Linked DNA regions of Mus musculus: regions 2 and 3 are each linked to region 1. A link is a loop called in an ENCODE intact Hi-C map of the cell type or tissue named here. Cell type or tissue: heart. All regions are shown on one strand.

Region 1 (8,000 bases):
GAAGGGGGCTGGGTATGGAACCCTGCGCTTTGAGCACCCAAGTCAAGGCCTTTGCCACTGAGCTATAAGCAAAGACTGTCTGTCAGGGATTCCTCCTTCTTTCCCTCCCTCCCTCCTTCCCTCCCTCCCTGTCAGGCCAGTCAGTTACACAGTTTCAAAGCTTGCCAAAGGCAGTGAGTGACTCACGCTAGTAACTTATAAAATAAACAGTAAGTGCCGGGCGTTAGGTCCAAGATTCTAAATTAAGTGTTATATGGGAAGATGGGGCAGGGGAGGGCTCAGCCCTGGAAGGGCTTACAGTAGGATGTTTCACTGTATTCCTGAACCAGTGTACAACAGCCAGATACTGCAGAATTGTATGAAAGGGAGATGCTGGTGCCACAGCATCAGAATTAATCTTCTCAACGTGCACATAATGAACCGTACAACCCTCAACCTCCCAGAGCAGAAAGTGCCCAGCCTCTGTTTTCCAAAAGCCAGCCTGAGGGAGGGGGCCATGGGAGGTCCAGCAACAAGTCTGAGTTTTGCAAACAGGAACCTTGGCAACTTCAAAGTTTTACATTTTCAACATCTCCCAACAATCGTTTTTACACAGCCTTTCATTTCCCTTCTCCCCGCTAACATACAAGGATAATTCTAGATTTCCAAATAGAAAAGGAAAGGTGTTTCCATCCATACCAAAACACAAATAGAAATGACTTTCCCCCACCCCACCCCCCCACCCCCCGCAGCAAGAGGAAAATAAGGGTAAATGTTAGCTAAAGTTTGTTTTGCTAGTTAAAAGGATCCTTTAAGGATCTTTAAGAAGAATACCACTGAACCATACAAATACTTTTGCCCACCTCCTTAGACACGATTTAAGACTCTGCCACAATGACACTTGACACAGCTTAAATTTAAACAAACCCCATCTAAGAGACTTAGGCATGCTAACAGAGAGAAAACATCACCTAGGCCTTCAAACTTGGCTTTTAATACCGAGTTACGGGGCTTCCAAAGTGACACACGTTTACTTTATTATTTACTAATAAGAATACAGCCAAAATCTGTATCCACTTTTTATCAGACAGCTGTGAGTGCCTGCATCAACACCTCATCTGCAGTGAGATGGCCACACTGTTAGGGAGAAAGTAAGTAAGCTAGAGGAAGCGCGTTTCTCTACCGAAGTTGTCAGTTTGGGTTTCGTTCAACACATTGCACAGCTGAGTAGCAGCTCCTCTCCCTCTCTACCACCAACTATGCGCAAGGGTCTTGCTGCTCAGCACCAAGCCTGATGTAACCTATGTGCCTATTCCGTGCCTATGAATACAAAGGACTAGCATCCCAGGATGCCCAGAAAGGCAAACCTGATGCTTCCACTGGCCAGAGGTCTATGTGGCTTTAATGTCTGTAAATGGTACTCCTTACTTTCATGAAAGTTCCTTTCACCAATATTCTTTTTTAAAACAAATTTATTCAGCCTTCCCGAAAACACATAAAACCCCATTTTGCAATTCTTGTTCAAGGTTAAATGCGGCCCTTTTTATTAAAAGAGAAAGGTAACACTCCACTGCCACCATTGTGTGTGGACATTCGTGAAACTAATAAACACGAGGCAGTGTGCGCGTGTTGTCAGCGTTTGCCAAGCATCCACGTGCGTCCTCCTGGGACAGAAGATACCAGAAGCCCTGCTACTCTGTGCCACCCACCTTCGGTTTTGCTCCTGACCCCTGACTCTGGTCCAGATCCCTCTGTCTACACCAAGAGCTCCTCAAGGCTCGCGAAGCCTGGGTGAGCACAGCCTCCGGTTGGCTTGATGCACACAGCCAGTACGTGCCCCCTCCTTTCAGCTAGGACCCCCGCGCAGCTGAGCTGGGTTAGCAAGTTGTCCGGACCCGGGCTGCACACCTTTAGGGAGGCCGAGGATGGAATCTGGGCGCTCAGCCACAGTGGCGAGGGCTTGGGGAGCAGCAGATTCCTCTAGGATCTCAGAAACCTCCCGCGGTGCAGAAAGGGAACGCTGGCACAGCGAAGCCGCGCCACAGAGGGGACCCGCTGAGGTCGCCCACCGCGCCGGGCAGGGGGCGGCAGGGATGTCAAGTTTGGGGTGGTCGCCAGCTACACCTCTAGGTTTGACGCTCGCCGCAAGCTCAGCTGAGCACTGGCAGTCCACCGCGGCTGCCTCCAGGGTCGAGAGGCCCGCTCAGCGCCTACTCCCGGCGGCTACAGCTGGGAACTTTAGGCAAAGTTTTCTGCCCTTCCTGCCCAGGCCGCCCAAGAACACTGAGCCCCCATGCACAAGTCCAGGCCCTGAGGGTACAGGGGCCGAGATGGAGGTCCCTGTTTCTGCGCCCGTGCTTGTCCTGCGGGCTCCTGCGTGTACTGTACGGGCTCCGTGGCTCCACAGCTGTTTTCCTCCGGCCATCCGCCAGCCCGGCTCACCCGCTACGCGATGCCGGGTCTTCCCTGCCCCTGCCCGGCCCTGAAGCTCGCCTCGGACTTCTCCCACCCGGGTGTCGCCTACGTCCCAGGCGCCCCGGGAACGGTAGTGGTGTCTCGCTTACCTGAAAATGTTTCTCCGGCCGCAGTTAGCAAAAGTCCAGCTAAAGTCACCAGGCAAGTCCCAAGTGTCCTCATGGTGCTGAGTACGCGCCGGGCCGCCTCGGGGCGGCGGCGGCCGGTAGCCTCGGGAAGCCAAGGGAGACCCGAGCCTAAGCTGCAGGCTGCCAGGGTAGACGCGACAGCAGCGAAACACCAGACCCCAAAGTGACAACAGTTGCACAAGTCCGAAGTCCCGCGGCTCCCGGGCGTGGGGACGGCGTCCTGGATCCTCCTGCCCTCCCGCTGGCCCCCGCTTAGAGTCTGGCGCCACGGGGAGAGAGAGCGGAGGGCGCGCCCGCGGAGCCCAAATCCTCGCTGGGATCCGGTGATGAGCCCGCCTAAGCGCTACCCCTAATCGGGACCGAGCCGCCCGCGGCGCCGTGGCCGTGGCCGTGGCTGTGATCGCGCGCTTGTAGCCCGCCGCCTCTCCCACAGCCCCAGCCACCTCCGGCAGTGGCGCGCCGATGGCCGAGCCCGCGCAGGCTGCGCGCGGGGCTCCTGCTCCGCGACTGACTGGCGATGCCCCGCAGGCCGGCTGGAAGGAGCCCACGTCACGGCCGGGCCGGAGCCGCCGCGGCCCGCTAGAGGGCGCGAGCGCCCGTGTCCCCGGCCCCGGGCCAGCTCGGCCTGCGCGGCGCCTGCGGGCTCTGTGGGGCGGCCACCAGCAAGATGCGGGCGGGACCCGGCGGGCAGGAGCAACCTCCCGGGGCGCCACCCTCGACCCTAGCTCGCCTCCGCAGCGCCTCGGGTTTCCCACGCTGGCCTCGGGGACAGGGACCGCGCCCCAGCCAGAAGTTTGTCCCGGGTCACGGACGGCGAGTAGTTGGAGCGCGCCAGGCACGGGGCGGTAGTGTCCCGGGCGGTGGCGGTGGCGGCTGGCTTGCGAGCGCCGACCAGGAAGAAGCCAGAGCCGCCAGCGCCCAGGGCCGCTTGATCTGCTGCTTTCAAGGGACACACAAGCCTCTGTGCCCGAGCCCCGCGCCTGAGAAGCAGGATGCGCTTCTGCCGCTCCACTGCGTGGTGTCGCCGCCAGTGCGGCCCGGAGCTAGGAAGACAGCAGTTGCATGGAACCATGGATTGGGCAGAACCGAGGATTTCTGCAGCTGGTGCAAATGGAGAGTGTCTTGAAACATTTTAATTTGCCGTTTGGGGTCTGAGACGACTATTTTATTAAGTGAACACAAACGCTATTAATGATTAAATTAAAACTCAAATTCAAGATTTTATTTCATTTTATTTTATTTTATTTTATTTTATTTTATTTTTAAAAGCCGTTCTTCATCTTGCTCAGAGTACAGCCATTAGGGCACCTGTAGGTTATTTACCAAGCTAACTGCGGGCCATGCTGGTTAAACTAAGATCCCAATTTGTGTTGTGATACATGCAAGTAGGTTAGTGCTCAACAAGAGCTCTTACATTGCTTTCCCTGGGGGACCTTTACACTGTCTTTGGCTGCTTAGTGGTGCTTTAAAGACCAAAGAAATAAGTGACTCTCCCACTCCTCTGGTTTAAGGCTCTCTGGTGGCCCCAGAACCGGCCAAAGATGACGTTTGCGATCATCTCCCAGGACATATGTGACCCAGTACTTTTATGTCTTCCAGACCAAACACAAGACCAGCTTGTTTTCAGGCAGGAGTCCTCATGAGGCCTTCCATTCATAAATCTCAGTGTTAACCATTCACTTGCCACTATCCTATGCCGCCACTAGCCTTTATCTGAAAACGAGCCTGCTGGGCTTCTCCTGAACTTGGAAGGGAATTTTTGAAGTCTCATACTTAATTCAAAAGGATCAACAAGTGACAGAGGTTTAATCCGCCACTTGATTTTCTTGATGAAATTATACCTTATAAGATAATTGAGATTTGCTTTTTAAAAGCGAACGGTGACAGACACACCCCCCACCCCATTTTGATGCTTGTGGGTGCATCCGTAAAAAAGGTAAAAACCAACTGCGCTCTCATTGCTTTCCCGTAACATCTTTATGTTGGATGAAGAGATTGATATCATGTAAAACTCCATTCCTCACATGCGTCAATTCTTAATTATGTGTCAATTCTTTCTTTAATTAATAATTAATATTTTTTTTTACATTCCAATTGCTGCCCTCCCCCTCCCCAACAATACAATTACTGCAAACCACAGAGGAGGCATTGTGCTAACTGCTGAAGGCTGTTTTGGGCTGGTGGCTCCTTGAGAAACAGACCCTGGGCTAGGGTGACTTTGACTTGAGGTGATTCCCAAGAAGGAGAGAAAAGAGACTAGGGACAGAATGAGGACAGTGTCTGGTGTACTTGAGAACAGGATGTCAACTCAGCCCCCCTGGATTTAGGTATCTAACTGCTGTCACCACAGTCTACCCTAGTTCTCCACAGAAAGCATTTCTTCCCTCAGGACTTAAAACCTCCTGGGGGCTCTGTGAGTTTCAGCTGTCCCTCTGTTCTTACAGGTGACAGTTCTGAGCTAACTGCACTATTTCCAGTCCATGCTTTAAAGAATGACGGGGGTTTGGTTGTGGCACCCTCTGATTCCTGGGAGCCCTGTTTATTTACTGCCTCAAAGCCACCTTTGGTCTAAATAAAAAGAAAGCAGGGCCTTCCCATGGGGTTGTCCCTGCAGGAGCCTTCCCAGGGAACTTGTCTTTGACTTGTGTTTTCATCTGTAGAGAATTCTCTGTTCAGTCTAACCACTCTCCGGTCACTCCTGCCTCTCTGGGGACAAAGGTGACATTTGCAGAATGGTTGGCCAGAGTGAGGAGTGCTGTCAGGCCAGTTTCTAAGACGAGTGGGTTCTGGGAGAATAAAATCAAAAGCCCAGTCAGTGTCTGGGTTACCAGAGGTTGATCAGGCTGGCAAAGGTGTCTTCTTAATACAGCTTGAAAAAGAACCAACCAGCAATAGGAAGCTTCTTTTTCTTTTTCTTTTTCTTTTTCTTTTTCTTTTTCTTTTTCTTTTTCTTTTTCTTTTTCTTTTTCTTTTTCTTTTTCTTTTTCTTTTTCTTTTTCTTCTTCTTCTTCTTCTTCTTCTTCTTCTTCTTCTTCTTCTTCTTCTTCTTCTTCTTTTTCTTTCTTTTTCTTTCTTTTTCTTTTCCTTTTCTTTTCCTCCTCTTCCTCTTCCTCTCCCCCTCCTCTCTCTCTCTCTCTCTCTCTATCTATCTATCTATATATATATATATATATATACACACACACACACACACACACACACTCATGCACACATTAATAGGGCTTGAACTCAGGGCTTTGAGTATGCTCTGCACATGCATATATAGCATTGTGACACTCGGGCCCTCCAAGGCCCAGGCAGGAAAGGAGACCACTTCTCTTGGTAGATTAGTGGGTAGGGCCGCTGCTGAGATGTGCAGGGACACTACTGTGGACCACAATGATTCCGATGCTAATTTTGCTTCACATCTGTAAAAGTCAAAATGTCAATGGAAACTAATCTGACCATAGCCTGGGTATTCCCCCCCCCCCCCATACTCTGAGTGTTAGGTACACTGACTGGAGGTTAACCACAGGCAGACGGTTTCTAAGACATGCCAATTACCCCAGAGGGATGGCTCTGTTTTTCCAGTCACTTCCATGTGATCCAAAGGAAAATAAATTCCCATTGTTTTTATGGGTTTTTCTTTTCTTCGTTCAGCCTTCCTGAAATAGTAAGTTCCCATTTTTACACACTTGTTTGGATCCTGAAAATATAGATGGAGATTGAAAATGCATACTGTATAGGTTACATAACAATATGTTCCCTTGAACGAAGTATGTCAAGGAAGGTGGGAGGAGGTAGCTCTGAATTTGAAACTTGTACCTTGTCGTTTGGTCTACAGTACTTTGTGTTCTTGGCCGGTCCCATGTGCACACCCACCCAGAAGCTATCTCGCATCCTTGAATAGAAAACACACACACACACACACACACACACACACACACACACACACACACAAGTTATTTTTAAAATGCCTTGGCTGCCTCAATGACTGGGCGCTCCTAATACTTCCCCTGCTACCCCATGCCCAGTCAGGAGGCTATGTCCCCCAAAACTTCCATGGCTTGTTGGCTTTATCTCACCCACTACCGTGTCCCCTTCTCCTCTCCAAGTCCCCCATTCTCTCTCAACTACCTGCTCAACTCTTAATGTTCCACCCTGGTGCTCAGCCATTGGCCACTGGCATCTCTCTTGATAGACCAAACGCCAATTGCAGGTAAGGATCTTCACATAGACCCCCAATCACAGCATCAGAACCACCCTCTAAAGAAACTCACTGTATCAGGTTTAAACAACAACAACAACAGCAACATGCCTGGCTTGCACAGTGGCATTCTACCAGAAAACCTGGTGTGGACTCTGAGACAGTGAGCAAACATGGTTCATTATTATAATGGTCACGGGGCCGGGGGGGGGGGGGGAGCTTTAGGCAACAGTGTATCTTAAACCCTAGCTCCTAGATCCCATCTCTTCTTCGCCTCTGGGACTGTGTGAGCCCAGGAGTGGCAGAGAAGGGAATTGACCATGTGACATGCAAGCTCTTGGACTCATACACACTTAGCATATGCAACGTCTTCCACTTGACTCAGCTGTGGGCTGTTTGATTCTTAGATGCATTGCTGGGGATCAAAGACTCCCCTATGCTTGGCAGATGCTGTACCTCCAGGCTTTACTCCCAAGTTCTATCTTCAGGTGTGAGGAGAGCAAGCGGATTGCCTCACCCAATGTGTACCGCATTCCACAGCCACAGGCTCCTTAGGAATGCGGTCTTGCTCCATTTTCTGCAGCCACAACCCCCACAGATCAGGCGGTTGCAAAGCAAGTCCATAGCAGCTCTTGTTTCTGAGGAACAAGGTCACGGGTCGTACCTAGTGATGACCTGCTTGCTGGCAAGAGGCAGAGAAGGAGAGGTATGCAGATGTCTTCTCCCACCATTCCTTCCTATAAGGGATGTAGGTCTGTGGGCAACACCCTAGCAACACCCTGGGGTCATCTCCACCACTGAAAACCAGGTCAGCAGCATTCAACCACAGGGATGACCCTGTGGTCCGTCTCTTAACCTAGTTATGTGGCAACGTCCCCTTCTACAAACAGGACAGTACGTTTCTACCCTCTTTCACTCTCCTAATAGAGATTAAACTCTTCAAAGTGAGCAACCTCAGGCAGAGGTTACGAATATGAACAACCCATATTCAGCCCACCGTGAATGAGTCTGAGTGGAACCAAAGAGGACGAAATGGAGTAAGAAAGGTGTCGTTGGCTTTTCAGGGGGCAAGAGGAAACCAGCTCACCTCAGCATTCTCCATGGAAGGCCTGCTGGCACCTGAACATGAGGACCTCTTCTCCGTGGGTGGTCACATCCTGCCAAGGTCAGAGCCTGCCATTGACAAAAGACAAGGCCCATCCAGGTGGAGTCCCAAAGCCACCGTTTCCAAG
Region 2 (8,000 bases), 80 kb before region 1:
CGTACAGACACATACTCACACATAAACACATGTATATACATACACACAGACACATACACACATACTTACACATAAACTCATGTATACACACACATAACACATGCACACACATATACACTCATACACACACATAAACATGCATACACACACACACTCTACATAAAGGAGAAACTGGTTGATGGACCCAGTCATGCCTATCCAAATATACAGGCTGCATTAAATGTGGGGACAATAACACTTCTTTATTCTAAATGTTCAAGGACTCCCTCTCTCAATGTCCAATAAGTCATATGAACAGGGGCGGTACTCCTGAAAATATGTTCAGTTTTGTATTGATTACATAGAGACCACAACCAAATTTTATCTCTAGCCTGGGCTGCTTCTATGAAATCCCTCCTGTAGGTCTAATTGTAAATTTAACACCCCCATTAAAAGACCTATAGTCTGTGACATTAAAATTCCCAAACCAAAACTTAGTAATTTTCCTATTTCCCACAACTCAAACATGTTCTACTCACAGATTCTACAGCTTGGCTATTATTAGCAGCATCAATGAAGTTTCTCAAATCAAGAAAACCAAATCTCCTTGACTTGTCCCCTCACAACTCATAATCTGCCACATCTTACTAGTTCTACCTTTTAAAGCACAGCCAGAGCCTATCTGCCAATCACCTTCATTGTTACTGCCTGGGCAAGCCATTCTTGGTTCTTGGATTGACTATCCCAACAGCCACCCCACCTCCACCCTCCACACACACCAACCTTCTCATACCTTCCTCCACTTTTATTCACGGCAGTCATTTCCATCTCGTGTACCGTATGTGGCAACTCACCTTTTCTTAGAACAGAGCTCTACCATGCATCAAGGCACCAATAGCTTCTCCCCTTGAGGGTGGGTGAGCCTTAACCATTTCTTTAACAGAGTTTGTGGGAAGTGAGTCCCAACTTCTGCAATTAAGTCCTATACACAATTCAACTTCTACCTAGATCTCCAGAGAGGAAGACCCAGCCACCACCTGGTGCATGCCTCAGAGAAAGCCACACGAAGACCCGTCTACAAGGGAAACCAGTCTTCTCGATATCTGGTCTGAGACCCTAGCTAATGGCCAGCCCTAAGCTACCACTCAGAGTGATCCCTAGAAGTACCCCTGTAGCTCAGGTGAGGACAGGGTACCAGTAGTATGTTTTCCAGGGCACTATTCTAACACTTTTTAAAACAACTTTTTCTTTGAACTTCCATTCCATGAGTGAACCTCAGTGGGCCAAAGAGGCCATGGTCACTGGACTGATTGGGATGGAAAACAGAGGTGGCGGGAGGGTTGGGAAGAAGTTAAACACCCAAGGCAGCTGGACCTCATAGAAGTTGAGAGTCCATGACGCCTACCCATGCATCGTAGTCCCTCAGTCCTGGGTAACAGGAGCTCCATCACCCTGACTTTTCCAAAAATTATTATTACATGATTGCATCCACTGGGTACTTGTGGGTTTCTTCTAACCCTCCAGGGCTCTCTCCTAAGCGGCAAGTTTCACTTCTCCCACTAGGGTTCTGGGCATAAGATTCCAGCCATTTGGCTCACACTCCAGTGCTTTTGCCTGAAATGCTAGCAGCCCCCTAGCCAAAGCTCAATCTTTTGATCCAAACTCAGGTCTTCAGGCATGCCCAACAAGCACTGTACATACTAAGCTACTCCTCCAACACTCTATGACATCAACTCAATGCCTGGCTTGTGGAGGGCTTTCTTCTAACCCTCCAGGGATCACATCCTCACTCACCAATCCAGAAGTTGGTAAGAGGCCATCTCCCATGCTGTAATCATCATTCCCTGGCCAGCACTGTCTGTAACATTCCCTGACCAAGAACAGCAAACCCACTGGCAAGATTTCCAAGTAAGCCATGCCTTTGTGTGCAACAAGAGCTTTTACAGATAGGGAAGCACATGCTTTCAAAATAGAATCTCTGCATAAGTCATATAGCTCCTCCTGAGACTGGTACATGGATTGGGCAGGCAGGCAGACAGACAGACAGACACACAGACAGACAGAGACTGGCTGATTCAATCCAAGTCTGATGCTGAAATTCATGGAAGCACTTACTGAATACTGTGTTCCTGCTGCTCACACTAAAGTTGGTCTTTAAGCAAATATAGGCATGTGTACATATGTATTATATATACACATATATGTGTGTATAGATACATATGGATCTCAAGTTTTAAATATACTCTTAGTCTTTCTATAGATTATGCTAATAAAATGGGGGAATTTTTATAATTATGTGTAATGTGTGTCCACGTGTTGACATTTGCACGTGAATGCAGGTACCTACAGAGACCAGAAGAGGTGTCAAATATGTTAGCATTTAGCTCTAGTATTACAAGTAGCTTCGAGATACCAATTGTGGATGCTGGGAAGCAAACTGGAGGTCCTCCGCAAGACCAGCAGGCACTCCTAACCACTAAGCTACCTCTCCAACCCTATACTGAACCATCTCTACAAATACTCAGAGAGAAACATTATAAGTAGCTACTCACTTGAGTTGATGGAGAAGCCCAGAAAAGCAATGAATGTGTCAAGGCTGGAGAGATGGATCAGCAGTGAAGAGTACTGGCTGCTCTTCCAGAGGACTTGGGTTCAATTCCTACCTCTCGTATGGCAACTTACAACTGTCTATACCTCCAGTTCTAGAGACCTGACACCCTCACACAGACGTACATGCAGGCAAAACACTGATGCACTCGAAATAAAAATAAATTTAAAAAATTTTAAAAGGAGTTGTTTGTCAAAATACTATACAGCAGGCTGACTATAGTTAATAGAGCTGCTCTGCATGTTTGCATTTCTCAACATCCTTCCAACATTCAGCAAAGAATCCTGGTTGACATAACCCGTGGCAACCACTTCTCAGCGTGTATGGAAGCATCCTCTCGGACAGCTTATGTAGATATAGGATCTTTTATTCACCAATTACAACTAAATTCATCTGGGGGCTAGGTTTGAACCGGTGACAGCAAGGGACTCTTTCCTTAGGGCCGTGAGTATATTTTTTTCCCTGGGAATGAAGCTCCCTGGTAAACAAAGCAAGTCTGGGCTGGCGTGGGACGATCAACAAATGAAACACCTTTTTCATTCCAAGACAGCTTTTTTTGAAGCGGCAACGTTTCATGAAAATTTCAGTCCATCTCACAGGAAGCCTGACTCAAGGCCAGTGCACAATTAAAACCGTGTGCCCCTTTCGTGGCCCTGCTCCCGTGAAACGCGCTGTGTAATTTGCCTAGGAGATAGCACCGAAAATGAGTAATGGAGCTCGAGCGTGTGTTCTGTCACTCCGCATTACCCCTGTGTACAGAAAATAAGATGCAAACAGTCCGTGATGAGCGAGGTGAAGGAAGGAAATGAAAATGTCAACCGCAGGAGGAAACTGTTAAATGGCACCAACTGCCTGAGAGAAGTGTTTGTGTACCCATGTGCTGCTTGTCTACCCCAATATATCATCAGGAAGGACAAGCTGCCCAGGGGGAATGAGTGTCCTCGGTCGGCAGGGAGGCTGGCAGGGCCCAGCTTCGACTGCCCACGGCAACAACACACACATACCCAGCAATGGATGTCAGTCCGGGAGCTTTTCACTGGCATCTGGCTGCAGTCAGTTGGCAGATCCAGAAATAGGCAGGCACGGGGCCTGCTGGCCTTCAAACACTGCGACTCTACCAACATTCGATCCTGGCTAAGCGCTCCTGGGAAGCATCCTTAAAGGAGCAGTTGACACACTGCCTTCTCTCCACTGTTTGCACAGTCAAGAGTCCAGCCCTAGCTAAAAAAGATTCACCGTGTTCAGAAAAGAGCAGGGCTCATAAGACAAAGGAAGATTCTGAAGGAGGACAGAGGCATCTCTTGCCTCTTACACACATCCTGCCTTAACTAGTTGGAAGGACCCAAAAGTCTGGAAAGGTGAGGGAAAGAAGAGCCTCATGAGAATTAATGTGGTTACTTTATGGGAGCGTGTGTGATGAGGTAAGGAAAAGAACAAATATCTTACACAAATGCCTCTGTTGCCTCAAATCTACCATTTTACTGGACTCTCTTGGCTTTTTGTTGTTTTGTTTTTAAATAAATAAAATAAAAAAAAAGAAAGTATGACAAAAAAGACCAATATCCCCCACTTTATTTAGTTCCCCAAGAACCAGTAATTTTTCTCCCCATTCTCTATAGCTAATTGGCATGTCTTCCTAGGCAGGTTTACGTTTATAGACAAAGTAAATGAATGTGGATCTGCATACATACCGCTTCCCCTATTAATATCCGACATGGGTGCACTCTGTGTGTTGTAACTGGTAAACAAATCCAATACATTATCATTAACAGAGTGTCACCCTTTATTTCGATACAGTAGATGACTAGTCCTAATTGATTGACTTGGTAAAGTTGCTTCCCAGTGATATTCTCATCCATGCTGGAGTTTACTGACATGGCTTTGGCAGCCTGTGAATGAATCCTTAGAGACGCTGGAAGACAGTAGCATCAGCCATAGCTATCAAAGCTCACACACAGGAGGACACCAACCTACTAGCCTGACTGGCCAGCTAGATGACTCACTCACTCGGCTGTGTCCTAGTCTGGCAAAGGATGCCTAAGGCCACTCTAACAGGTGCCACCTAAACCATGATGCCATTTTCATGAGGAGGAAAAAGAGGGAGAGGAGGAATAGGGAGATGAAGAGATAGAGGAGGAGGAGGAATGATGATGGTGATGGTGGCGATAATGATGATGATGATATGTGGGAGTTAAACAAGAAGGGGCCAATTCCATCTTTCTCCTTAGCACGCATACAACTATACAATCACAGGCCTTCAAGCTTAAATGTTCCACTAACTTACATAGGAGATCTACAGAGAGAAAAGACTAGAGACCTCTCTGGCCATCAACATCCCTGGTGAAGGGTGGCGAGATAGACCTCCTGCATGGAGCTTCATCAGGCAGGAGGAGTGGGCCCCTTGTGAGGCACCATCTTACCCATCTTCCTTGGCCTCTCCCAGCTCCACTCACTTCTCCCTTCTCCCTGGAAAGCCACACCCCCTTCCATCACTGGCTTTCGCACACTGGGTTTCTTTTCCTGCTTTGATTTGTTTTCCTTTCGGAAGGGCATCACGTCCTCACACATCTCAGATGATATGTGTCACAGAGCCTGGGAAAGGTGGGCTAAAGCCCCTCCTCACTAGACTGTAAACCCTGCAGGGAAAGCAGTGGGAACATTGCTTATTAACACAGGCAGGGCCCAGGAACATGTCAATTGCTCATGCCAGGGTGGTCACCTTAAGCATGGCTACTGAAGAGACCTGACATCTTGTAGTGCACCCCATTCCCTATTTCCAGGCCCTCCAAAAATAATCCCAGCAAAAGGATCGCTCCACAAAGCTTGCCTGAAGGAGACTGCCCTGTCTTAAGATTGTACACTCTGGCCCTTTGTGTCTAGTATAGTTGAAATTATCATTATAAATTGATAAAGACTATTAACACTGATAAGCTTAGGCAGTGCAATGAGACTGTTTCTTAAAATCTTAAATAATGAAGAACTGGGGTGAGGTTGACTCTTGTACTCTGGAGACAGATGCAAGGAGACCTGTAAGAGTTCAAGGCTAGCCTGGTCTACAACAGAGAGTTCCAGGCCAGCCAGCCCTATACAGTGAGACTCTGTCTTTAATGACAATAGCAGTAGTAATAATTATGATGATGATAATACCACCTAATAAAATATCAATGGCCCTGTGTTGGGAGAGACCAAGGCTCTGTAGGACAACACACCCGTTGCTTCCTTTCCAGACACTAAGGAATGGGCTCTAATATTAAGGTTCAGGCAAATTCCTATGGGGGTGCTGCCCACCACGGAGGCGTCCAGGAGTGGAACAGTCTGCTCTGCAATGCTGCGCACTAGGTAGGCTGTTTTTTGCAATTTCCGCAAGCATTAAGAGAGCAGCCTCCTGGGCTGGGGCTGGGACTGCAGTGGACATTGAGTTATGACTGGCCTGACAGGGAAAATGAGCGGCATTGCTCAGTGGCGCGGACACCACTCACACATTTATTACCTCTGGGACAACATGGTTTGTGCTGGTATTTGTGCCTTCCATGGTTTCTGAGACCCAAGCTGCATCTCAGCATCCTGATACTACAATTTCTACACTCCTCCTCGGAATGGCTCTTGTGTTTTAATGATTAGAAGGTGTTAAGGAAAGGAAAACTCCTTAAACCTACTAAACCGGTTACGGATGTCTGAGCAAAGCACTCAAAACAGACATGATTCATGGATCAGACAACCGGAACCAGAAGAAGTTGAGAACACCCACCTGCAAAGTGATCAGAGAGCCTTAGACAGAAGACCAGCTGATGCATCATCAGCCAACCAGTCAACTGGTTACAGCCTAACTAGTTAATGGTTTACAGCCTACTCAGTTAATTGGCCGCTGGGACTTCTGTCACAAGCCAAGAATGGAAACTTAATGCTCCATTTTGCAATGTGGCAGGGGAGAGTTGGCTCAGAAGTTACTGATGTTGGGGAAGAACCTCTATTTAGTTCCCAGCATCCACTGTGGGCGGCTCACAGCCTATATAACTTTACATCTAGCTCAGTGGTTCTCACCCTTGCCAACACTTCCACCCTTTAAGACAGTTTCTCATGTTGTGTTGACCCCAACCATAATATTATTTCTGTTGCTACTTCATAAGTGTAATTTTGCTACTGTTATGGGTTGCAAAGCAAATACTTTTGGAGATCTGGTTTGCCAAAGGGGTCACAGCCCACAGGTTCAGAACCATTGATCTAGGGGCTTGAATGCCCTTTGCTGGTCTCCACAGTCACCTACACTCACATGTACTAAACTCTCTCTGTCTATCTGTCTGTCTGTTTGTCTCTGTCTGTCTCTCTCTCTCTCTCTCTCTCTCTCTCTCTCTCTCTCTCACACACACACACACACTATCAAAAATAAAATAAACCTTTAAAAACAGCAACCTAAACTCCATATTGACACAACCTGCTGGACACAGTGCAGGTACACTGTGCAAATCCAGTATCACTGGACAAAATCTCACTTAACAGAAATGACCAAAACAATAGAGAAACCATGTTCTTGCTTTGATAAAATACGTGGGTCATGAATCAATTCCATTCCTCAGGACTAAAGATTTTCCTAGAATTGTTGAAATGCTTACAGAAGTCAAGGCAAACAGGATTAAATCAGAGGCACAAAACCACACCTAATCTTGAACCAAACACATCCTGGAAAACAAGGAGGGTTATTTTAAATTAGTTTTTATATGATTAAATTAGAAGCTTGCTTTCATTCCAATTAAGCATTTAATGTTTAATTAAATTTTGGGGTTGCAATAAAACAACAACAAAATATTTCTGCCAACTGATTGCAAAACCTACCTATTCATACATGTAAGGATTATGACAAAACTAAATTTATGGTCTATTTAAGTGCTTTAGAATAAGGAAGTTAACAATTGTTAGTACCCTTAATGGATGTTTTATGTATAGGTTAACCGAAATGAGGTCTGTGGTGAGATCTTATGCTGAATATTGAAAGATGATCATGAAAGCAAGAGTTTCTTATTGAAGTTTGAGAGGAAAATAGAGAATAGGTACTCAGTTCATGGGAAGGGTGTTTCAAAGTCAAAGTTAAGACAAAATGAGAGTATTTACTGTGAACTCTCAGGCATTTTCTAAATCTCATGAATAGCATGGACTTTCCTCAGGTTATTGTGGAAGTTCTGTACCCTCCCCACTGCCCCCAGTCCTGCTCCCCTTGAGACTGAGATCCAAGTTTCTTCTAAGTCTTTTTTAATGTTTCCCCCACGGACTCAATTTCTCTATTGCCTTTTTCTCTTCTTTAAAGCAGCATAGATTCCGGTGCTTGCCAAAGAAGACCTATTCTCTATGGAACAAGTGCCGTCCCAGACCCAAACATCTTAGGAACAAACTCCGGTGTCTTAGCTATGTTTCCTATGGC
Region 3 (8,000 bases), 270 kb before region 1:
CAACAAATCCATAGAAGAAAATCACCCTAACCTGGAGGAGAGGACTATCAAGGTACAAGAAGCCTACAGGACACCAAATAGATGAGACCAGAAGACAAAGCCTGCTTGAATATAATAATCTAATCATGAACCATACAGATGAACACCTTCAGCAAAGTAACCCCATATAAAATTAAATAAAAATAAATAAATAAATAAAGAAATAAAGAATAAGTCGCCTGCCTGTATATAAAGGGCAAATGGCATGAGAATAAAAATAAGGGAAACAATACCTTTCACACTAACCTCAAATAATATAAAATATCTTGGGAGTACCTCTAACTAAGCAAGTAAAAGACTTGTATGATAAAAAACTTTACAATACCAAAGAATAAATAAGACCAACCAACCAAGTGAATCTGATTTGACTTAAGGCTCACTCCATAAGATGGAACCCACAGCCACCACTGCCTGGGTGACCATGAACCCGAGGCTAGACTATCAGGGGACCTACTGTTCTAATTACTGTTCTAAATTTTTTTCTTAAGTAGCAATAAAAACACTCCTAATTATATCTGATATACTTGTAGATTAGTGCCTTGCTCAGCCATCAACAGAGATGCTTCCAACTGCAGCAGATAGGAGAAAAAGCAGAGACCCACAACCGGATAAAATGGAAGACAGTGAATGAGCTTGGAACCCTCAGCCCTCAATGGAATGTTGCCATCAAATCCCTCCCTGAAGGACAAAGGAAATTCGGCAGAAGAGGGGGCAGAAAGAGTGTAAGTCCAAGAGGATGAAAGACCCAAGACCACAAGGCCCATAAATTCACGTGATCAAAGCTCCTGTGAGTTCACAGAGACTGAGGCAGCACACATAGGACATGTACCTGTCTACACAAGGCCCTTTATGTCCATTCAATGGGCTTCTAGTTTGGTGTTTTTATGGGATTCCTGAGTGTGTGGATGAGTGGGTCTCTGGTTCTTGTGCCTTTTCCTTCTGCTTGTTTGGTTTGTCCAATTCCAATTTACCCCTTTTTGTTTTATTTCTTATATTTTCTTTTAAAAAATAACTTAAAAATAAATGAATAGATAGATAGATAGATAGATAGATGGATAGATAGAAAGTGAGTGAGTGAGTGAGGGAGTGAGTGAGTGCTGGCTACTGATGCCATTTTTACTACTATGTACTGAAGAGCACTGCCACTCTGGTCATAAAAGATTTTGAGCAGAGTCTAGGACCAAACAGCCAGAGTCCAAGTTATTTGTGAAGCTGAGGCAGGCAGGAGAATCACCTCAGCACAGGAGTGCGAGCTCAGCCTTGACTTTGGCATAGCAAGCGCGGATCACAATGAAATAACGAAATAATCCATTTGAAAGATTCAAGTAAGGCCAGCTCCCTCCCGGCAGGCAGCTTCCACTGTGAACCAGAGACTTTTAGAGTACACTTACCAGAGGCGGAGACTCAGCACCAAAGTGCTTGAGGTCAACCAGAAGAAACAAGAAGAAATATTTTGTGGGTTTAGATATGAGAGAGGTTACCTGATACAAATTTAAAGGAATGTGTTCAATGTCGTTTCAATAACTGAAGCACCTTTTAAAGGTTGTTTTAAATTTGCATTTTAATTATGAGGTTGTGTGCATATGTGTGCAAGCACAAGCATGCCCATACATGAGTACAGTGCTCACAGAGACCAGAAGAGAACAGGAGCTGAGTCACAGGCAGCTCATGAGCCGCCCCATGAGTGCTGGGAAGCAAACCTGAATCTCTCCAAGAACAGTGGTATGTCTCTTTGCAGGTATGCAGTTTCCTGTTGAAAGAGGCATTTCCTAGCTCTCTCTATTAGTAATTTGTTAAGAGCTTTGTAAGTTCGGTCTTTGTCAGTAATATTGTCAAGCTTACATCCACAATAAAATGGTCAGTACAAACCACAACTACCAAGTCGCTCCAGTTTATACAAGTAAGAACCAGGATGCAAAGCAGACACCTTGATTAGAAAGCTGTGTAGCAAGCGCCTATGGACTGCTGCTATCTTTATTCTCTATTATAAACACCTGACAGTGAAGAGCTCCATTAGAAAGTTTCTAAAAAAATAAAAAAGGTTAAAATTCTTTTTAACAATAAAATTTTTATTTTCTAAAAAAATAAAAAATAAAAATAAAAAATAAAAAGGGGCCAAAGGCTGAGGCCCACCTTCAGTGGGCTTCATGGACACAGGTTTTAGAGTCCCAGCAAACGGTCCGTTCTCGTCTGCTCCTGTCCTCTCGGCAAACCTTCCAGATTATCCTTTCTAGTCAGAGACCTTCATAAGGAAGCTGCAAAATCTAAACCTGGATTTTGTCTCTCTGACTTTTTAAAAAAATCAAATAAGCTCCCCCCTCTTTTTTTTTTTTTTTTTTTTTTATTCAAGAGCAAGAATTGCTTTGGTGAAGCATCGTAGACATGTGCAGGACACAGGCAGCCACAGGGATGCCTGCAAGCCAGGGTCTAGGTCCAGGAAAGACTGAGGTCAGAGAAAACAAAAAACTTGGAGAAATCAGGTATACTTCTGAAGAAGGGAAATGCACCAGGGGGAGGCTGTGCTCTGCAGACAGGATATGTTGGCTTTTAGCAAATACAATCACATGTATTTTAAAAATGTCCTGTTTATTAAGTTAGGCTTGGCTTTCTTCGGGGTACTGAATCAAGACTTTTAAAGAAAGCGCCTAGTTTAAATTTTGATTGATTGATTGATTAGCTGAAATACTTGTATAGCCTGGGCACCTTCTGTGTTTACTATCTAGTTTTCCACAGTCAACCATGATGAACTATGAAATGAACTCACAGCTGGAGACCACTACCCTGACTCAGAAAGGTGGATCATTTTTCTGAAGTTGCACAGTATTTAGCAGGATTGGAATGCAATCTGGTCCACTTCCCTTCCAAGTACGAATCCTTGTCATCTTTCTGAAGTTATCAGGCGCAAACAGATTTACGACATGTACATGTCACACAGGAGATGCCAGTGACTTGGGCTTTCTTCACTGCCGTGTTCTAGACTATGAAGGATTAGATACATGGTCAGTGACAAGAGCTTTGTGGGGGGATTTATTAAGCCACAGTGAAAGATTTTGGTTGACCTGTGGGGACATGAAAGAGGGCTGCGGACAAAGAGGACTTTTAGAAAGCTTAAGATGGCTCTGACTAGTTTGTTTGTATGCACATCATTTGGGAGGTAAAGGCCAATCAGGAGATAGCCACAGAAACTTTGGCTCTGTCCATCCCTTGTTCCGGGGGGATATGTGGGAACTGGAATGAGGAGAGGATGTGAGCAGTAGGTTTCTTAAGACCTGGTGGGTAGAGTGAATCCCTTTGCAATCCGTGGTTTCCGGGCTTGTAACCTTGTAACCACAGACCTTGGTTATCAGGCTTGTAACCACGGACTGCTTTCAGAGTGTTGGGATTGCAGTCGAGCTCCACCACCCCTGACATATGACACAATTTTAACAACATAGGAGTTAAAAAGAGAATTGGCTAACAACTGCCAGGGGCCAAATCTGTCCACCCACTTGCCTGTGCTTTGTTATCAAGCTCAGAATAGTTTTTTTTTTTGTAGCTTTCAATGGCAGGAGGAAAATCAAAATAATACCAGCATTCTGTGATAGGGGAGAATGATATGAGATTCCAATTTCCACACCATGAATAAAGTTTTATTGGCTCACAGCCACCCTCGTGCATTTACATTTTGATTTTTGGCTGATCCCAGACGACAACCTCAGAGCTGACTGGTTGCCACAGAGACCATCTGGGCTGCAAAGCCTGAAATATTTACTATCTGTTTTCAGAGACTTTCCTGCTTGGCTTTCCAACACACTGGCATTACTCTGGTTAACAAGAGAGCACATGTCAAAAGCAATGCTTTGTCACAGCTAAATACAATATGCCTGCCACTCCAGTAATGGCCGGTTGAAACCTCGCTGCACTGGTTTTCAATTCTGCTGCATAGCTGTTACTTTAAAAGCCCACCGTGGCTTGGAATATCATAACTAACTTTTTAAGACATGAAATTGCAGCCTGCCAAAAACCAAACAATAAATGCTAATTATTTTACAGTCCTCCCCTCCCCCCATAGTGTCCAGATGAAATCCAACGCAGAAATCAAACTTTTCTCTATAAAAAGAATGACTGAGAAAATCTAATCCTTTAACATTAGCACCCCACCTCAGCTCCCAGTTCCTGCTGCAGTCCCTGGTACCAGATGGATGTGGAGTGCAGGTCTTCTTGTGCTTGTAGTTTCGTGCTGGTGCTAGAATGAAGCACTCTGACGAAACACAACTCTGGGGAGTGAAGGGTTTGTGTCAGCCTACTCTTGCAGGTCACGTCCATCATTAAGTCAGGGCAAGCACTCAAAGCAGACATAGCTTAGTGACTGTTACTATTTTTATGATGACACACCACAACCAAATGCAAGTAGTGGGGCCGTGGAGAGTGCTGCATACTGGCTTGCCCAGCCTACCTTCTTATAGGACCCAGCACCACCAACCCAGAGATGGCGCCAAGTACCCACAATGGGCTGGACAGTCCTCCATTACTCACCAATCAAGGAAATGCTCTACAGGTCTGCCTAGAGCCTGATCTAATAGAGGCATTTTCTTACTTGAGTTTACCTCTTCTAAGATGACTTTAGCTTGTGTCAAGTTGACATAAAACTAACGAGTGCAAGAAGGCATAGAAGAATAATGCTCTCTGGCCTCTTCTTCCAGGCTCATGCTTAGCTAGCTTGCTATAGAGTCCAATACTACTTGCCCAGGGATGGTACCAGCTAGTGTGCTGGGCCCAGCTATATCAATTAACAATCAAGATAATTCCACACAGGCATTGCCACAGACCAACATGATCAACAATATTGAGGCTTCCCTGTGAGATATCTCTAGGCTGTGCCTACTTGACAAAGGTGACTAGGACATCTGGTCCTTAACAAAAGGCACATTTTACATGTAAGTGTGTATCCCAGTTGGGTCTTTGTGGCTGTGATAAAACACCATGACCAAATGCAACTTGGGGAAGGGTTTATTTGGTTTTCACATTCCGACCACAACCAATCATTGAAGGAAGCCAGTGGCAGGAACTTGAGGCAGAAATCTAGCGGCAGGAACTAAAGCACAGACCATGAGAGAATGTTGCTTATGGGCTCACTGCCCATGGCTTGTTCAGCTTTCTTTCTTATACAATGCAGGCAATCTGCCCAGGGCTAGCATATGGGTCTTTCCATATCAGTCATCCACCAAGAAAATGCTGATAGACGATCATGTGATAGAGATGATTTCTCTCTAGAGAGGTTCAATAGAGAGCCCACAGGATAATCTGATAGAAGTGAATCCTCTTTAGAGATGCCCTCTTCCCAGTGACTCTTATTTGTGTCAAGTAGATAAAAGCTAACCAGCAGTGGGTGTTGTGCATAAATCTGGAGGCTGGAAGACAATGCCAATTGTATCCCTCAATGGATTCTCCACTTCATTTTCTGAGATGATGTTTCAGAACCTGCAGCCCAGGAACTTGGCTAGATTGGCTGGAGCATCTCCTGGTTACAAGAGCACACTGTTTCACTCGGCTCTTTACTTGGATGTTGGGGGTCTGAATTTGTGGCAAGCAAGTTTTACCCAGCCATATTTACAGTCTCCAATCAAATTTCTTTTTAAAAACATTTCCTTACCCCCTAGCTCCTCTTTTACAGTGACAATAGGACAAAACCAGAAAGCCATCTTTATTGCAGAATAATTTTATTGCAATATTTAACTTTATATCATCGTTCTTTCTTGGGGTTAGATTAATGCAAAACATAACCCATCTTTATCAGTCAGCAATTCTTCATCTGTAGATTTGCAAGCTCCCCAGAATTTTATATGTAACCCTCAGATCAACATTAATGGGCTTTATAACACGTTAATGGCCATTTGTGGAAATGCAGAGAGTTGCAAAGGTCTGAATTGCTTAATACACAGAGGCCTAGCTGAAGTCAAGCAAGGCAATGCTCTCATATGCAAGCCTTTGTATAGTTAAAAAGTAAAAAGGTAGGAGGCTATGATGAGCCCTATAGGGGGAACATTTGCTAAGTAAGGTTTACTCAGGCAAGAAGAGTAGTGTTGTCATAGGTTGAATGTTAACAGAATACCTAAGCTCTTATAAAGCAAGGCCATGAGCTGACCAAACACACTGTGACTCCAGTCTCCTGGGCACCCCAGAAGCAATGGCACAGTGCAGGAAGCCGCCCATATCACTTGCTTCTAGATCCACAAATTCAGTTGTGGTTGGAGAATACTTTGACACACAAAAATTTTAGGTCTGTATGAGACACACACATCAACTTTGGATGCCGTCTTCATTCCACACGAGATTGGATGCATTTGGGGATGGTATGGCCTTATGCTGCATTTAATCCCCAATTAATAGTAAAACATCTATTTAATAGCCTGGCACTGTGATGGTGACTTTAAGTAATCCAGACAGGATTTAAAGATCAGGACCACAAGAGGATGTGCCTGGGTTATATGCAAATATGATGCCACTTTAAATTAAAGGGAGAACTTGGTCCTGCACAGATTTGAGCACATGCAGAAAGGAGGCAGTCAGTGTCCTAGAACCAATCCCTCAGGGAGATGGCCATATGTACTAGCTCAATATTCTGTGACTCTGGAACCTGACTATAGCGCTGAGGATTGGTTACTCTAAATCCTCAGACTCTTGCTGATGGCTCTGGTATTTACCACTGTGAGACAGACTCAACATCCTCTCATTCTCCTCACTAATATGTCAGTCGTTCCCCAGACTTTGGGGATAGCCCCTTGTTGTCAGATGGGCGGGGCCACTGGATGTGCTTTCCTTTGTGTGGCTGATGTCAGTTCCTCCTCTAGGGGGCGCTTGCCAAGGAAGACAGAAACTTGAACACTGCAGCACCCTGACCCTCCCTGCTCAGGTAAGGAGCAAAATCATCCCTTCTGCTACCACATTCTCTGTATGAGTAAAGACAGGGGTTTGCGCACCAGCACCCAGAAAATGTTCGGATGCAAACCATGTGTCTGTTCCCTAGACACTCAGTTAAGGGATATGTCTGTCTACATATCACTGATAGTTATAACTTAAGTAAAACCAAAGGTAGGTCTAACTCATTTTTTTTTATGAAGTTGATTGTTTTGTCAAATGCATTAAATAGAAAAAACTATAAGGGCTGGAGAGATGGCTCAGATGGGCACTGTTCTTACAGAGGGACCAAATTTAGTTCCTAGGTCATATCAAGAAGCTCACAACTGTCTACAACTCCAGCTCTAAGGTATCCTACATGTCTTATCCCCATGGCCACCAGCACTTACATATAAACGTGCATGTGCACACACATGCACACCCCTCCACACACACCTGCATGCATGCACACATGTATATGTCATGCACACACGTGCACATGTGCACGCACACACATACACACATGCATGCACACATGTCCACCCACATGCATGCACAAATGCATCCACTCACACATGCAAACGAGAATACACACATGCATGAGCACGCATACTCAAACACACATAATTTGAAAATAAAACAGAGAAGTAAAAACGCAAGCAGTAAAACTTTCTCCAACATAACGAAACCAAAGAAAACCACAAATAAAGAATCTATGACATTAAGAAATAGGAGCAGGCTGCTATAGCTCGAAAACAGAGTGCTTTCTTAGTGCCCACGAGTACCTTGATTCCATCTTTACATCAGAAATGAGGCAGGAATAATTTTTTATCTTTATCAGGTAGCACACACCTGTAATTCAGCGTTCAAGAGGCTATGGCAGCTTGGGCTATAGAATTGCCCTGTTTAACTAAATACAAAAAGAAAGACAAGGTAGTAAAATGCCCCGGAATTCACTTCTAATGGTGTACCATCCAAAAATATGTTTTTGTTACCCAAAGACACTCAAAGGACAACCACATGTCAATGGAAATAATTATTGGTCCTTTGGAATGTTATTAATGCCTTTGATTTATTGGTTGCCA

Evidence for each region. Peaks named below come from ENCODE experiments on the same cell type or tissue, not always from the same donor. Only the 100,000 strongest peaks of a DNase experiment are listed, where the experiment ranks them.
Region 2: a loop joins it to region 1, with 2.5 times the contacts of the local background. A loop is called at or near these places in 6 of 42 quality-filtered maps.
Region 3: a loop joins it to region 1, with 2.6 times the contacts of the local background. A loop is called at or near these places in 5 of 42 quality-filtered maps.

The regions. Positions count from the first base shown.
Region 1 is chr17:67,351,414-67,359,413 of GRCm38, forward strand. It overlaps Ptprm (protein tyrosine phosphatase, receptor type, M), which reads right to left and starts at 3,046. Exons shown (of 31, transcript NM_008984.2): 1 at 2,544-3,046. The coding sequence starts at 2,616. It overlaps Gm36152 (a long non-coding RNA gene), which reads left to right and starts at 7,409. Exons shown (of 3, transcript XR_385718.2): 1 at 7,409-7,474; 2 at 7,833-7,933. In heart, CTCF peaks have their summits at 2,184, 3,180 (motif pointing right) and 3,381; DNase peaks (open chromatin) are centred at 218, 1,848, 2,098 and 3,158; H3K4me3 peaks cover 4,078 bases; H3K27ac peaks cover 2,225 bases.
Region 2 is chr17:67,271,332-67,279,331 of GRCm38, forward strand. The region is part of intron 1 of Ptprm (protein tyrosine phosphatase, receptor type, M); the gene reads right to left. It overlaps Gm52313 (a long non-coding RNA gene), which reads right to left. Exons shown (of 2, transcript XR_003952394.1): 1 at 3,592-8,000. Among named protein-coding and RNA genes, the nearest start is that of Gm52313, 15 kb to the right of the region's middle. In heart, no CTCF peak of the experiment used is centred here; DNase peaks (open chromatin) are centred at 1,810 and 3,610.
Region 3 is chr17:67,080,917-67,088,916 of GRCm38, forward strand. All of the region lies in intron 3 of Ptprm (protein tyrosine phosphatase, receptor type, M), which reads right to left. Among named protein-coding and RNA genes, the nearest start is that of Mir5709, 59 kb to the left of the region's middle. In heart, CTCF peaks have their summits at 4,510 and 6,860 (motif pointing right); no DNase peak of the experiment used is centred here.